Linked DNA regions of Homo sapiens: region 2 is linked to region 1. The links are chromatin loops, found by intact Hi-C in ENCODE. Cell type or tissue: endothelial cell of umbilical vein. All regions are shown on one strand.

Evidence for each region. Peaks named below come from ENCODE experiments on the same cell type or tissue, not always from the same donor. Only the 100,000 strongest peaks of a DNase experiment are listed, where the experiment ranks them.
Region 2: a loop joins it to region 1, with 18 times the contacts of the local background. A loop is called at or near these places in 9 of 110 quality-filtered maps.

The regions. Positions count from the first base shown.
Region 1 is chr2:7,423,099-7,431,098 of GRCh38, forward strand. It overlaps LOC100506274 (a long non-coding RNA gene), which reads left to right. Exons shown (of 6, transcript NR_038432.1): 2 at 3,753-3,921; 3 at 5,290-5,358; 4 at 7,082-7,195. Among named protein-coding and RNA genes, the nearest start is that of LINC01871, 300 kb to the right of the region's middle. RefSeq lists enhancers at 6,988-7,721, 7,722-8,000. In endothelial cell of umbilical vein, a CTCF peak has its summit at 4,395 (motif pointing right); a DNase peak (open chromatin) is centred at 4,383.
Region 2 is chr2:7,094,210-7,102,209 of GRCh38, forward strand. No RefSeq gene overlaps it. Among named protein-coding and RNA genes, the nearest start is that of GRASLND, 180 kb to the left of the region's middle. RefSeq lists an enhancer at 3,297-3,426. In endothelial cell of umbilical vein, a CTCF peak has its summit at 3,225 (motif pointing right); a DNase peak (open chromatin) is centred at 3,232.

The DNA of each region.
Region 1 (8,000 bases):
GGAGTTGGAAACTTCCTTTCATATGGTCAACACCTCAGCAACCTCATTTAGACATAGGACCTGTGCATAGTAATCCCTTTTGTCTTGGAGGTGAGTTGTTGATTTTATTTTTATTTTTATTTTTTAGCTCCTTGGCACTTCTTTCTAAGGTTAGGGATCAGAAAGAAACATAATTGAGTTCCTGCCAAATTGAATATTCAGAAAGGGCACTGATAGGGGGATCAATTCCTTATTTCTACCATGAGACAGGCAAGATAAAGAAGAGTTGATAATTTCTGCACCCATCTTACTTCCTGCCCACCACAGAGCAGTTCACCCAGTGGCCTGGTTGGATGTTAGCCATTGGCAGGGCAAGAAATCCAACAATCGACTGTTGAAGAATTCCAGAGAATCAGTCTGGATCTCTTTCACACAGACAAAGTCTTGTTCCAGCTAATCTTAGGCTCCTATGCGAGAGGAAAGATGCTGGGAGGCCAGCACGGTGGCTCACACCCATAATCCCAGCACTTTGGGGGGCCAAGGTGGGCAGATCCCTCGAGCCCAGGAATTCAAAACCAGCCCGGGCAACATAGTAATAACCCCCATCTCTACAAAAAATTAAGAAAAATAATTAGCCAGATGTGTTGGTGCATGCCTTAGTCCTAACTACTCCGCAAGCTGAGCTGAGAGGATCACTTGAGCCCAGGAGGTCAAGGTTGCAAAGAGCCATGATCCTGTGCCTAGGCAACAGAACGAAAAAGATGTGAGAAATACTCAAAGTCTTGGTCTTTACCCAGAAGAATCAGAGCAAGGAAAAGAAAGATCTCTTTCCCCAGTTTGACATCCATCTTCCTAAATTTGGACAAAGGGATCCTAAACCACAGCGTCCTACAGTGAGTCAAAATGCCCATGCACTGATTCTCATCTCACTGGAGGTAAGCGCTGGGTCCGAAGTAACCTTCACTTTACCAGTTATGGTTACCCTTTATGTGAAGCTTGAATTGTTGCCTACTGTCCCGACTTTGTTTCGCTCCCTAGCCTGCTTTCATGGGACCCTACATCCTGCTCTTCTACCAGGCCATTTTGTTAGGGATCTGGGAATTGTTCTATGTATCTCCAGGTCATGGTTATTTCTCTTCCTTCAGATAGACCCCATAGGCCTCATAGGCCCCTTACGTCTTTTATAAAAAGCCAGTTTCTTTGAACTAGAACCTTCCTACACATCATGTAGTTCACAGCATCATTTGGTTCTTAAACTTGACTGCCCTTCAGTGTCACCTGGGAAACGTTCCAAAAATATTGATTCTGGGGTCTTATCTTAATTTAACTGAATTTGAATGGAAGATTGAACATGGGAATGTGTATTTTATTTTATTTTTTAGAAAAACTTTCCAAATCATTCTCACAGCTCTGAATGATTGGAGAACTAGTGACTGGGGTTAGTTTTCTTAAAATCTCCTTGTCCAAGTCTAGCTTTTGATACACACAACAGAGAAGGTAGTTGAAAGAAAGCTCTGGAAGAGCTCAGGGTTCTGATCTAGTATTGGAAGGAAGACCTACGCACGTTGTCTACTGGGCGAGCAGATGGCAAAGTTGGCATGCTGTCTGGAAGGTTTCAAATGCCGACTGCTTTTGTTTCTAGTCCAGATTTTGGGAGGGGTACACAACCTCCACCTTCACAAGCTGCCTCAGATCTGCTGAAGGACCTGGGAAAGTTGCTCAGTACAGACCCAGTATCCCACACCAGAGAGGGAAGATGACACTCATTTGTTTATATATCTGAAATAAGCAACTTCCAGATATATAGAGGAATAAATGTTTCCTTCCATCTCAATTCATCTCACTCTCCTAGGTTAACTAGTTAACTGACTAAAAGGTTGCTACCTTCGAGGCCAGGCATGGTGGCTCACGTCTGTAATCCCAGCACTTTGGGAGGCTGAGGCAGCAGGATCACCTGAGGTCAGGAGTTCAAGACCAGCCTGACCAACATGGAGAAACCCCATCTCTACTAAAAATACAAAAATTAGCTAGGCATGGTGGCACATGCCTGTAATCCTAGCTACTTGGGAGGCTGAGGCAGGAGAATTGCTTGAACCCGGGAGGCACAGATTATGGTGAGCCGAGATCATGCCATTGCACTTCAGCCTGGGCAACAAGAACAAAACTCCATTTCAAAAAAGAAAAGAAAAGAAAAAATGTTGCTACCTATGTAGACACCATTGCATACGCGAATGTGGAAGTAGAGACAGAGGTAGGAAGAGGGACAGGGAGAGGGACAAAGAGAGAGAGAGAGAAAGAGAGAGAGAGAGAGAGGTACATTTGGCAAGTTATTTAACATTTCCACGTCACAGTTTCCTTATCTAGAGGATTAATGATGGCTCCTTCTTCATAGTGCTATTATGATAATTAAATGAGTTAATATTTGTAAACTTCTATGACCAATGTCTGGAACATAATAACCACTCTGTAAATGTGGTTAACACACATGCACATATGCTTTCAATATATAGGTTTGCAACTTGCAGTTTTTCACTGAAGATTATGTCTTAGATCTCCTTATATGACGGTACACACAAATATAGCATAATTTTGTAACAGTTACATAGATTGCATGGTGTTATATGGATGGACTCTACATTATTTAATATTATTCTTTGGCTGGGCAATCGCATTGTCTTCAAAGTTAGTATTTTAAATACTGCAATAAATAATGCAGTGAATACAAGTATTTGTACTTGCATGAGTAGAAAAAAATTGTAGAATAAAAAGTCAGACTGTTGAGACAGGGGATGCAGATTTGCAGACACGAACAATAACATCAGATTTCTACTCTCAGGCTGCCCCATTTATACCCACACCAGCAGCACATGAGAAAACCCACTCCCTTCACAGTCACAAAAGTTGGGTAGTACAAACTCATAAAAACCTTTACTAACGTGAGGTCTTGAAGAATAACAGCTTGATTTTATTTTAATTCCAGACAGAATTCTATCACAGGAAAGTTAGAAAGCAGGTATTATCAGCCTTTTATCTGGACAGTAGTAAATATCAATATCTAAACTGTAAGGTTGCCATGAGCTGAAACATGAAATGGGGTATTTAAATAAAGTTCTTAAGATTAGCATTCCTTTGCGGAGACTGCCAAACCCAAATCATCTAATGTTGGCATCACTATTAATAACATATTTTTCCTTGAACCAATTGCTTCTTGGGGATAGGCAGATGATAGATAGATGGATAGATAAGCAGATAAACAGATCGATAGCTATATAATACAGATATAGCTTATAGACGAATAGATAGATGAATGTGGGCAGAGATAATACGTAGATAGGTAGATGCCTAGCTTGGTAAATGATAATCAATAGAAATAGAGGCAGATAGAGATACAGAAATAGACATAGATAGGGGTAGATCTATGAAATCCTCTTAACATTTGCTTCTGTGAAGAAACTTTCAGGCTCTACTGAATGATGCTTTACTGTACCTCGAATTTAAATGATGCGATGTATATGATATCTGCGATGCATACAAAGACAGGGTCCCCTTGGACACAGGTCACCCTGGCTCACCCCACCAGGTCTGCCACGGACAAGCTGACCGCCTGCATATTCACTTTCTCCTCTCTGAATTTAATTTCTTCATTTATAAAACAAGGAACATAACATGTATAGCAAAGTGAAGTAGTGAAGATTGACAAAATAAAATAAAGGAAGCATATCATCGAGTTTATGGTAAGCACATGAGAAAGATCACCCTGTTTTATTCCTAAGTTACAGACACGGCTCACAGGCTTAAGCGTCTTGCTGTAGGTCATACGGCAGGTTAATGACAACACTGGGGCAAGAACACAGGTTACGCTCGTCCTGGGGAAGGCTCCCACACCAAGCTACACACTTCTGCAATGCTGTTCCAGATGTGAAAATCCGCTAAGACAAATAGGTACGTTTCTTGCCTCTGCCCTTCTGAGTCTAGCAGTTGAGAATACAACTATCTGCAAACCAATCTTGCAATTTCAAGCCAACATAATATTTGGGGTAATTATATTTACATAAAATTTTAATGACTATAATTAAAATGGATAATCCAAATTCTAATAATTATATTATAATTAACTAAAAATCTTATTCAAAAGCAAATATGCCAGGAAGACTTTCATCAGATGAGGAAGGTGCATGGCTCTAGGTTAAAAGCACGACTTCCGAATCAAACTTGATGAACACATCTGCTTCTTTATGTCTAAACACATACAGAGCATTACCACTCACTAGAAGGAAGACTAGACAATGAGACTTTGCTTTTCATCTAAAACTTTTCCTTTAACACCCGGGTCAGGTTTTCAGTCCGAATGAGCTTCAATGCATCCCTGGGGAATTGTCTCTTGGTATTAGTCGGATTGAACACTAGATGGCACTGTGTTGCAACAAAATTTGGATTTTGAATGCATTTTTGTGTGGCTGTAATTAAGGTGTTGCTTGGGGTGGGGAGAGGTGAAATGTCTTTAGAAATAGTCTTCCTCAGTGGTCTCTTAAATATCCATTTGGACCAAATATTCTAAGGTTTATCTATCACCTATGCAGCTTTATTTCAAATGAGCATGCACATAAGAGATGTGTCTATTTTATGTATCAGTGGTTTCAAAAGTCATATTCGAATACCCATTTTTTCATGGCTTTGTGTCATGAGATGGAGAGCAAAGCAAACTGAAAGCGGTGAGGCAATGTGTCCAGCTCTCCTTTCAGCCTGGGCTCTCACCGGACTTCTGGACTTATCGCACTGATGCTGAATGTCTCCACCCACAGGCCCCACAGGCATCACAGACCCATCATCTGGGACATCTTATCACCAGCCTTCCAATCTCCCTAATATCTAGCCATTGGCAAGGCTATAAAGCCAATTTTGTGATATAAAATATTTTCGTGATTTATTTGACTTTTTTTGCCCCTCAATTATCACACCCAGTGAGTCATCAAGACTTGATTTTAGTTCATCATTACCTCCAAAACCCAAGCAAGCTGCTTGGTATATATGACCGAGTGCAGTGGAATCACTGTCATATTTCTTCTTTGCCTTTGACATCTTCTATTTTACAGCCCCAAGTCATTGTAAGTACTCCCATCCCTGCCTGGAAAGACAGGGACGGACGTAGCTCTTTCTCTAGCTCCCTGTAGCTCTTTCTCTAGCCAGCAAATTTTTTGTTTAAAACCTAACTCCAAAGTTCCTTCATCTGTGCATTCTTCCACATAGCTCCTCCCAACTTTGCGCATCCTGCATTCTAATGATTTCTTTGTATTTCTACTTTCCCTTTAGGTCACAAAAACACCATGGGAAACGATGATGTCTTTTCCTTTTTGTTATCTTGATAAAGCTTCATACATGGTAAGGAAGAGAAGGTATAAATGGCATTTTTGTAAGACATATAATATTTTCCTCTAATTTGGAATTTATTAATTAAAATTTAACAGAATGATAAAATGGAAATTTCAGTTGAGGAACTAATAAATCAACAGATGTCTTACTCCACAACGAGGTGCAAGATCTTGAGGCTGGATTTAGAAAGAGGAAGAGAAGACCAATTGCACAGCTCATCACCCCTCACCCATCTGATGATATGAAAGGTTTGAAGGAAGCCAGAGCTGGAGCAAGATTTTCCTCAGATGAGTTTTGATGAACTACAAAGAATGAAGATGCTCTCCCTTGTCATCCCCAGTCAAAGAAAAGGCACTTTAAAGAAATCACTCACGAGCCAGATATTGTGGTTGTATTTTGGTGGACACAGTGAAGTCACGTCTGGCTCGCTCCGCAAATACTGGGAGGGTGAGAAGTGGGAGGCAGCCGTGGGACCGCTGAGTGGAGGAGGCTGACCTTTGAGGAAGCACGTGGGATTTTTCCCCGCGGAACAGACGTGAGCCATGAACACGGGAGCAAAAGTGTGCTAGAGTAACTCCCGTCAAAGAGAGACCCTTACTAGGGCAAGAAGACCTTGATCAAAGCATACCCAGATGCCGAGGTTCTGAGGAAGGAAATAAGTGACCACCAGGCATGGTGCTCTGATTATTAAGCTAGTTTCTCAGCTCCAAACTCAACCTTCACTGCTTAGCCTTGTCACGGTGGGAAGGCTGGGAGAGGCCAAACCACCTTTCCCCTTTGCCAGGGCTCCCTGATCAGTTCTGCCTATGTGCTACTAAGGGAAACAGTAAGGCTGGAGGAGGGAAAGGGGACACCACCCTTCTCTTTGCGCACTGCTTATGCCAGCAGCATCCGAGCAATACCGCTTGCCCTGTAGTGCTTCTTGAGTCGGATTTCAGTTCAGTGTCTGGGTTTTTTAACATTTCTATAACCATTCTCCCTCCTCAATAGCACTCCCACATCAGAAGCTGAGTCCCAGCTCCCTGACTTCTCCAGATCCTAGAACTATCAGCACCAGCAGCAGCACACATTCCATTCCTGTGGGGCTTGGCTCTGTGAGGCTCCTCTCAGCTCCCAGATTCTCCCAACACAACTTCTTTCCTTTGTTCCCCCAGACTTCGAGCAGGTCATTTCTTGCTATGCCTGTCTAACCCCTTCCCTAAATTCAATTCTCTCTGTTAAGATAACCAGTATGTTTCTGCTTTCCAGTCTGGATTCTGATTGATACACAAAAGCTGCATTCCCACATCAAGGGAACTCCGAGTGTTCACCCTCCGTGGTAAGGGGAGACTGGGAGACCCCACAAAAGCATCCCAAGAGAGGAAGAGTCCCTTTACACACCTGCTGCCCCGTGTGTGGATGCCCACTGAGCACGGAAGTTGTCAAGTAAGAACTCTCAACTCCCTAGTGTTCCAAATCCCAGTTCTGGTGGAGTCAGGTATTACAGTCATAGCAGAGCAGAGGACCTTAGCAGCCCTAGGCAGAGAGGGGCTGAAGAAGCCAACCAAGGCTTCAGGTGTGGTTGGAGAAAGAAGTCTCAGCTTCAATCAAGTTTTCAAGTTGGATTAATACATGGGAATGAACTGTTACTTATCTGCTATATTGTTTTTGTGATATCAAGTAACCTGATTTTTTACATGTCCAAAAAAACAACAACAAAAAAGTATTGAAGCCTACCTTAAATTTCATCTAGGGACAAAAGGAGGAACTAGCCCACCAAGCAGGTTTAAAGGGAGTGTCGGACACAAAAATGACATGCCCCATATTGCAGTCTAGAAGGAACAACACGGTGAATTGTCTACTGCAGGTAAGCCAGGGGTGTTACAGGCGTCCTGAAAGGATACAGCGCAGGGTGCTGCAGCCAGGCAGTAAACAGTTGTATTTCTCTTTTCTCCACTGTCCTAAAGAGACTGCCCTGGGTGGCCCCTGCCTCGATTAGGTCACCAGATAGTTGCATTTGCCCTCCTCTGCCAACTCCCTAAGGTCAGGGTGGTGGCGTGCGGATTCCTAGCAGACTGCACAAGGTCTGAGGAAGGCTGGGTGGTGGACACACAGTTGATTAGTGATAGGAACCATGGTGGAGGCTTGTCAAAAGTCAACAGAAAGACAGACCAGCAGGGGTTGCCTGATTCTACGTGGAGCCCTGAGGCTGGGACTCAGCAAGAGCGGCAGGAGGGGACTGAGCGTGCTTTTAAGGACTGTTCAGAGAGCAAGGGGACCCAAAGGGAGAAGGAAGTGCACACCCTGACACAGAGAGTGAGGTGGAGACCCCAGCCGTGTCACAGAGCAGCGTGGGCTGGAGACTAAGCGCGGGGTGCAAGGGCTTCATGCGCCCTAGGGAGGAGGTCACTGTGGGCAAGAGGTGGAGTGGGGTGTATGGAACAGCCAGGCACTCGCAATGAGTCCATCTCTCAGTTCACCCCGGTCAGCCCTAGACTTCTGGGCTAGCCCAGCCGCTCCTTGCGTCCTGGGATGGGCTGCAGGCCTGCGAGTGGCAGGCGCAGCCCGGCTGCAGGAGCGCGGCTGGGGCTGGCCGCTCTCGCTGCCCTCTCTCCGGAACTGTTTTTTTCTGTCCTGGTCTCTGAAAGCCTTATTGATTGCTCAAAGTGAAC
Region 2 (8,000 bases), 330 kb before region 1:
GGTTCTGATCACTGCATCTGCCGTGTCCTAATGTTACAGTAGGTAGCTAGTCAGGCATGAGCAGGGCAGGGGAGGGCTCCCCACCCACACACCAGGAGTGTCTGGTGACGGTCAGGTGACGGTCAGGCGGTTGTAAAGTGTCTCGCTAAAGTAATAATTGGTCACAGCTGGCACCAGGGAAAGGCCGTCTCCAAATAAAAAGAAAACACCTAAAACTGGTGATCAGCAGCTTCCCAATAAGATCTCAGGAAGTGGGCGAGTGAGCTCAAGCATGTGCATTAAGAGGCAAAGTGATGGAGTTTAACTGTTGTATGACCTTCCTGTAGGAATGCTAGTCTGGTAAGGAAAGAATGCCTCAAATAAGCATGCATACAGCTCCAGGAAACACATAGCACACGCTCCACTCCCAACTGCTGGCAGGCCACTGTGCGTGCAGACAGCCCGCCCCAAGGGATGAATCGGGAGAAGGGACACAAGACCCCGGAAGCATGCCAACATATACAAGCCCAAGTCAAAAGGTCAAACCCTGCACTTGTCCTTCAAGTTACCTGCTTGGGCCTCTTCCAAGTGTACTTTCCTTCCTTGTGTTCCTGCTCTAAAGCTTTTTAATCAACTTTCACTCCTGCTCTAAAACTTGCCTTGTTCTCTCCTTCTGCCTTATGCCCCTCAGTTGAATTCTTTCTTCTGAGGAGGCAAGAATTGAGGTTGCTGCAGACCCGTAAGATACGGATTCGCTGCCGGTGACACTAACATAGATGCTGAGCAATAATCCAGAGCAGATACCAGTGGCCTGAGTAGGGGGTTGTGTGACGGAAGGAAGTGTGTTCTTTCAGGATACACTTAGAAGGCAGAATCAGTGGGACATAGTGACTAACTGATGATGAATCCCACATTTCTGTCCTGGGCACCTGGACGATGGTGGGGCCTCCACTTGGTGTGCAGGACTCAGAAGATGGAGCGTATTTTAAGGGAGCAGGAAACTGGCAAGTGTAGGTTTGCCCCAGGGAGTTCAAGGTGCTGCAGAATATCCAAGTGGAAAAGTGACCAGTTGACTCAGATTCTAGGCTTCAGGGGAGACACCTGGGTTGGCAACATAGCTCTGGGAAGATTAGTTTATACTTTGAGACCTATCTGAATTTTTCCATGTGAAAGCATTTAGTTTCATGGATGGAGATGAGTGCATTTGGGTGGGGCAAAGAGGAGACAAGCTCAATGAGCAAAGAAACCCTGTGAGGAGGGAGGGCAGGGCCCTGCTGCAGGGAGAGGAGGCTGGGGGGGAAACATTGCTCAGGGACACACACTATTAAGGCTGTCCTGGGGGTGGCAGGGCCTGTCAAATAGAACTTCGCTTCATGCTGCCTTATCCTTCCCGGGTATGAGCAGGTGTTTGGTGCCTCTTCTGTGCCGGTCAGTAGATTCCCCAGACGGGGCAGTAGAATATCTGGGGGCAGCTGGTCACCTCATACACAGGGCTCAGGAGGAAGCGTCTCCTAAGTCCAAGTGGTAATTTTTTTTTTTTTGAGACAAAGTGTTGCTCTGTCACCCAGGCTGGAGTGCAGTGGCACGATCTTGTCTCACTGCAACCTCCGCCTCCTGAGTCCAAGTGATTCTCCCGCCTCAGCCACCTGAGTAGCTGGGATCACAGGCATGTGCCACCATGCCCAGCTAATTTTTGTATTTTTAGTAGAGACAGGGTTTCACCATGTTTGCCAGGCATGTCTTGACCGCCTGACCTCAAGTGATCCACCCATCTCAGCCTCCCAAAGTGCCGGGATTACAGGCGTGAGCCACCGTGCCCGGCCCACGTGGTGAATTTTAAGTGAGCGGCAGATCCTGGCTCTTCACCATCACTTTTTCCCGTGAAAGACATCCAACGATTGAAAACCTTTGAATTTTTAGCTGGTAAAAGCCTCAGCATTTACTTAGCAAATATTGAGACATTGGATGGGAAGCTTCTGATGTTTCAGGCACTGTGTTCCCTGTTCTGAGGAATAAATAAGATACTTCCCTGTAGGATCTCAGAGATTAGCAGGATGATGAGGCAGGAAAGGGGCCAGGTACTAGGCATGGAGTCCCCAGAATGGGGCACAGGGCTGGAAAAGGCCGGGGAGGACAAGCTTTCCTCCAAGGAGAAGGAGGGAGGTGGCTTTGAACCGACCCTAGAGAGAGGCATGGTGGTTTAGCAAAAGGACCCTGGGGTAAGCCATTTAGGAGGCACAGACTGGGGCCAGGTTTTGTTAGCAGCGGAAGGTCTCTGAGTCACAGGGCACCAAAGTATGTTAGCAGCAGCAACTCCGGACCAGTCTGCAGCAACCTCATTCCTTGCCTCCTCGGAAGAAAGAACTCATCTGAGGAGCATTAGGCAAGGGAGAGACTGAGGCAAGTTTCTGAGCAGGAGTGGAGGTTTCTTAAAAAGCTTTAGAGCAGGAATGAAAAGAAGGAAAGTACACTTGGAAGAGGGCCAAGCAGGAGACTTGAAGGACTAGTGCAGGGTTTGACCCTTTGACTTGGGGTTTTATATGTTGGCATGCCTCCGGGGTCTTGCGTCCCTTCTCCCCTGATTCTCCCCTTGGGGTGGACTGCACGCATGCATGGTGGGCTGCTGGCGCTTGGGAGGGGCGCATGCGCAGTGTGTTTACTGGAGTCGTACCCATGCTCCCTTGAGGCGTTCTTCCCTTACCAGCCGAATGTCCCTAGGAGGTCATATGCCACTCACACTCTGCCATTTTGCCTCTTAGTGCGCATGTGTTGAGCCCACTCACCTCACGCCGGAGGAGATCTATCTGAAAGCTGCGGGCTTCAGGTGTTTCTATCTATTGGGAGATGCCGTTCCCTGGCGCCGGCTGCAAACAATTATTATTTTAGAGAGACAGCTAACCAACCGCCTGACCACCACCTGATGGTCGCCCGCCCCTCATGGTGGGGTGGGGGCCCTCTCTGTCCTGCTCTGCCTGACCAGCTACTGACCTAACAGTTTGATGTCCTTGTGAGCCATGCTTAAGGAATTTGAACTGGCCCCTATATGAAATGGAGACCACTGGCAGATTTAAAATTGGGAGTGAAATTTAAATTTCTATGATTTAGAAAGACTTTCTGGCAACTGGATTGGACTTGGAGGATCCTGAGTGCCGCCAGATTGGTTGGGGATGCTGAAGTGCGCAGGACGCCGAGGCTAAGGGGCAGGAAGGGACGGCCAGCATGCAGCGCCACGATTCGGTCAGCAGGTGGCGCGCGAGCACCGCGTTTAACCAGTTTCTAGGTGCGCGTGCTTTGCTGTCTTTTGTTACCATTTTGTTTGTTGTTTGTTTTGGTTTGGGTCTTTTTGTTTTGCGTGTGAGTGATGGATTTTTGTGTCTGCCTTGAGCTCTTCCACCCTATGCCTACTCAGCCTTCTTCAACTTGTGATTTTCTCCCTCCCTCTCTCCACCGTGAGATTAACCAGAATTAGACAGGGCAGCTTAGACAGAGAAAGCAGGTGTGCAGTTTCAGAAAGACCACGTGGCTACAGCCAGCCCAGCTGGCCTTATGTGCCCCACCGTCCTCCACCAGAGCTCTGGAGCCACTTGTCCTGCCCTGGGCCCAGCAGGCATCACAGCCAGTGGGAGGGGCCACAGGCTGCCCTGGGGTGTGGAGAAGCACCCCCTAGCTCCCCATCCCATGCACTCTGGTCTATTTCTTCCTACATCCCAGATGGACTCACCCGATTCAAGAGGCCCCCATCACATCAGCTTCAGCCTTCATCTTGGGAGTCCTTAAATGCAGGACTCAAGAGTCTGCATTTGTTCTTAAGGACAGGAGATTTGCTTTAACTCAGACAATTTCTCCTTATAGACTCCTTTCTTCATAGTAGAAAGAGAAGGAGCCCCCAAAGGCACATCCTCCTAGCAGGTGGTTCTGGCCCCTGTTCTGCCAGTCATCTGCATGCAGCCCAGGCGTGCCACTCAGCCACACTGATTCTCAAGGGCCTCACCAGGAACGTTTTTATCTTTGCCCTATCCTCCAGGATGATGAGAATAAGAGAAAAATAAAGCAAGTATCGAAATTTCTCCTAGAAAAGTGTTTTTAGTAATTTATACCATTTAATCCTTGGATGGGCTATTTGAGCTAGGATTTCTGTTCTCATTGCCTTTGACATTTAATGCCTATGAGACCTTGGGCAACTTCTACCTCGCTGACCTGTAGGTTCAGGTGGAGTTTCTTGCTCAAGTTATGTGCTCCACACCCATAAAATATGGATAATAACACAAATTCATTAAGGATGCCATTAATTGAAAAACAAAGTTGGGCTTAGTATTTCTTATGATTAGTATACTGTCTTAATATCTAACCTGATCGCCAATCCACACTTGGATAACAAGAAGACCTCTATTTTTTAGTCTTTGTTTTGTTTCTCTTTTTATTCTAATTTTATTTTTTAATGGATAAATAATTGTAAATATTCACAGGATACATAGTGATGTTTCAATACATATAATGTGTAGGGATCAGACAAGGTTAATTAGCTTATCCATCGTCTCCAACATTTATCATTTCTTTGTGTTGAGAGAACTCATTTTTTATTTTTTCCATTAATTTCTTAAAAATTTACATCTGTGGAGTACAGGTGCAATTTTGTTACATGTACAGGTCGCATACACTTCAGCAAAGACACTTAATCTGGCACTTATCAAATGCCAGATGCTATTCAGTAAAAGGTGTCAGAGATATTTGGTTATTTATCTTAAGGGTGAGACTTTTGCACTGCAAAGCAAAGTCTTATCACAAGTAAAAAATTTCTGGCCCAGCAACATGAGTGATTCCAGACCATTCTCACGCTGAGGGGCTTGGCCCAGCCACTAGGTTGGGATCAAGGGGCAGTGTGCAGTCTTGTAGTCAACTGGAAATTGGAAGGAAAAAGTGAGAAGACCTTAGGTTTTGCTTCTGGGTCTGTGCCATTAACCAGCCGGGTGGTCTTGGGTGATTCACTTCATGCCTTTGTCCACGTTTCTTATTATTAAAGCAGGACTGTCACCTTTCTATGCCCTCTCACAAGGCTCTCCTGTAGGCCAGATGGAGATAGCGATGGAAAAAGTATTCTGCAACCATAGAGAGCTCTGTAGATGCAGCTGTTAATAAGTGGGTGACTTAATTCTTCGGACGGTTCACAGAACTCTTCTGTAACCTGCTGCTATGTGAAGCACTGGGCAAGAAACAGGGTAAGAGAGTCAGAGCTGAACAAGACTTACTTTCTTCTCTAAAGTTGCTAATATAGAGCCCTGCGGTTTGATAAAATGTAAGCCCATTTATTTATTAAGTTTGTATTCCCTAGATATATTTCCACCAAATAGGAAGATGATTTCATTTTAAAGCTTTAAAAAGAATATACATAAAATATATGCCCTTGGGCTTTATTTTCCATATAGGACCATTTTACTTACCTTGAAAATCTATTTCCTCGATGAGCATTGCTGTGAGGTTTTTACTAGCTACCATATAGGTGATATGGTTAGGCTTTTTGTCCCCACCCAAATCTCCTCTTGAATTGTAATCCCCAGGTGCTGAGGGAGGAACCTGGTGGGAGGTGATTGGATCATGGGGGTGGTTTCCCCTATGCTGTTCTCATGATAGTGAGTGAGTTCTCAGGGGATCTGATTGTTTATAAGTGTTTGGCAAGTTCCTCCTTCACTCACTCTTCTCTCTCCTGCCACCATGTGAGAAACGTTCTTGCTTCCCCTTTGCCTTCCACCATGACTGTAAGTTTCCTGAGGCCTCCCCAGCCATGCAGAACTGTGAGTCAATTAAACCTCCTTTGTTTATAAATTACGCAGTTTGGGGTATTTCTTTATAGTAGCGTGAAATCGGACTAATACAGTAGGTGAATTCTTGCCCACTTTATACCTCAGTCATACTGAACTTAAAAGGGTACTAGGCCCATGAAATCATCTGTGGCCTTTGAATTCTGGAAACATTCCTAGCTTTCTTCTGAAATCACAGCAGGCTAGTACATTTAAAAATGGGACTACTAACTTTTCTTCATCTCTGCCTGATTATTATCCATTGCTTATGTATTTTTCACATATGGGTTATTCATTCTTTGTCCTCCAGAATCATGCCTGATGATTTTGAGAGATTTATCCTATCTGCATGCAAAATGTTGCCTATTTTCTCCCAATTTCATTTTAAGTTACCTCTTCTTTCATCTCCATAATAATTATAACCATTTTCCTATTAACAATTTCAAATCTTTCACCTGCTTATGCCTTATTAAACAAAAGGTTAATATATTTGTGAAAGCTGCAAATCTAAGCACCATGTCACATGTATACCTTGGATGAAGAGCAGCATGGTGGCTGACTGTCACTATTGCCTGCACTGCCCAGCAAGTAGGTGAGATTTTCCTCTGGGAGATCTTTTTTTCCAGTCTAAGAAAGGTCTAAAATTAAAAGTTTGTGAATAGAAAAAAAAATGTACACTCTTGTCCATCTCTATTGCAGTAAGAGTTTTAAATCAAGAATAGATCTGTGATTTTATCAAAGAGTTTTCCTGCTCTTACAGAAGGATTACACAGATTTACCTTTGTGTCCACTCAAATGGTAAATTGTATTGGTAGGTTTTCTAATATCAAATCACCTTGCATTTCTGGGAGGAACTCCACCTGCCTATGGTGGTTGTCTTTGGATGGGATTGGATTGTATTTGCTAATATATATCAAGAAATTTAATATAATTATTTAAAAGTGCAGGTGACCCACAGATTTCTTCTTCTTGCCTCTTCATTGGGTTTCAGTTTTATGTGTTGCTAGCTTTACAAAAGCATTTGGAACTTTTCCTCCCCTTCTCCCTTCTCCCTCTTCCTCCTGTCTCCTCCTCCTCCTCCTTTTATGTCTCCTGTTCACAGAAACATTTAATATTCAAGTAATCTGTTTCTCAAAGATTTGTTAGAAATCTGTTAAACATACAGGGCTTGGTGCTCTTTTGTCAGGAGGAATGTTAGTTCTCTGAGAGCTTCATCTGTTCCATATTAACTGGTCTATTTGGAATATTTTCTCTTTAATAGGGTCAGTTTGGGTAATGTACAGTTTTATCTTTTCCAGATCTTTAAATTCTGGAAAATTTATGATTTGATCTTTCTTTTCCTTTCCCCTTACTTCAGTGGTTACTTCTTTATTGTTAGATAATCTTAATAGTTCATCATTTTTGCTATTGCTGTTATATAATATTCTAAAAGCAACCCTTGGATTTATTTAGTCCTACAGTTTTTTGTTCCTTATCAATTAATTTCTGCCTTTATCTTTGTTAATTATTTTGTTCTGCTTTCCTTAATTTTATTTTTTTAGCTTTCTAATTTATTGAGTTGAATAAAAAAACCTATTGCCATTTATACTTGCTAATCACTTAATGTTTTGCATGTAAGTATTGAGACTTTGATTTACTCTTTGACCAAAGTGGTGTTAATGGAAGAGCCTTAAATTTCCTCATGAAAATCTTTTCAAATTAATTTTACTTGCTAATTTTGTTTTTGAAAATTTTTCAAAGTACTGTAGATAGCATTGCTACTCTTTGGTTATTTAGTGAGGTTTTTCTTATGGCCTAATAAAAGGTCAGTTTTTTAAATTGTGGCATGAACACCTGAATATGTACATTTTCTGTTTTCATGATGAAGAATTAGACATACGTTAATTATATTCACCCTAGTAATTATGTAACTTACGTCTTCTATATTGAGACATATTTTTTTGTCTATTTCTATTTTTTATGAAACCAGAGTGGTAAATTATTATTCCACCACTGGTGTTTTTCTATTTATCCGTATGCTATCTTTAATTTTTGTCTGTAAATGTTCATTCAAGGTATTTGGAGCGTAAAGCTTAGGTGTGGTCTGGCTTAATGGAAACCCTGGCTCTCCCACCTGTGAAGAGTTGGCTTCCAGGAGTTATTGCATTAGCTGAGCTTCCATGTACTTATCTGGAAAATGGGATAATGATCCTTTTTTTTTTTTTTTTTTTTTTTTAGAGTGAGTTT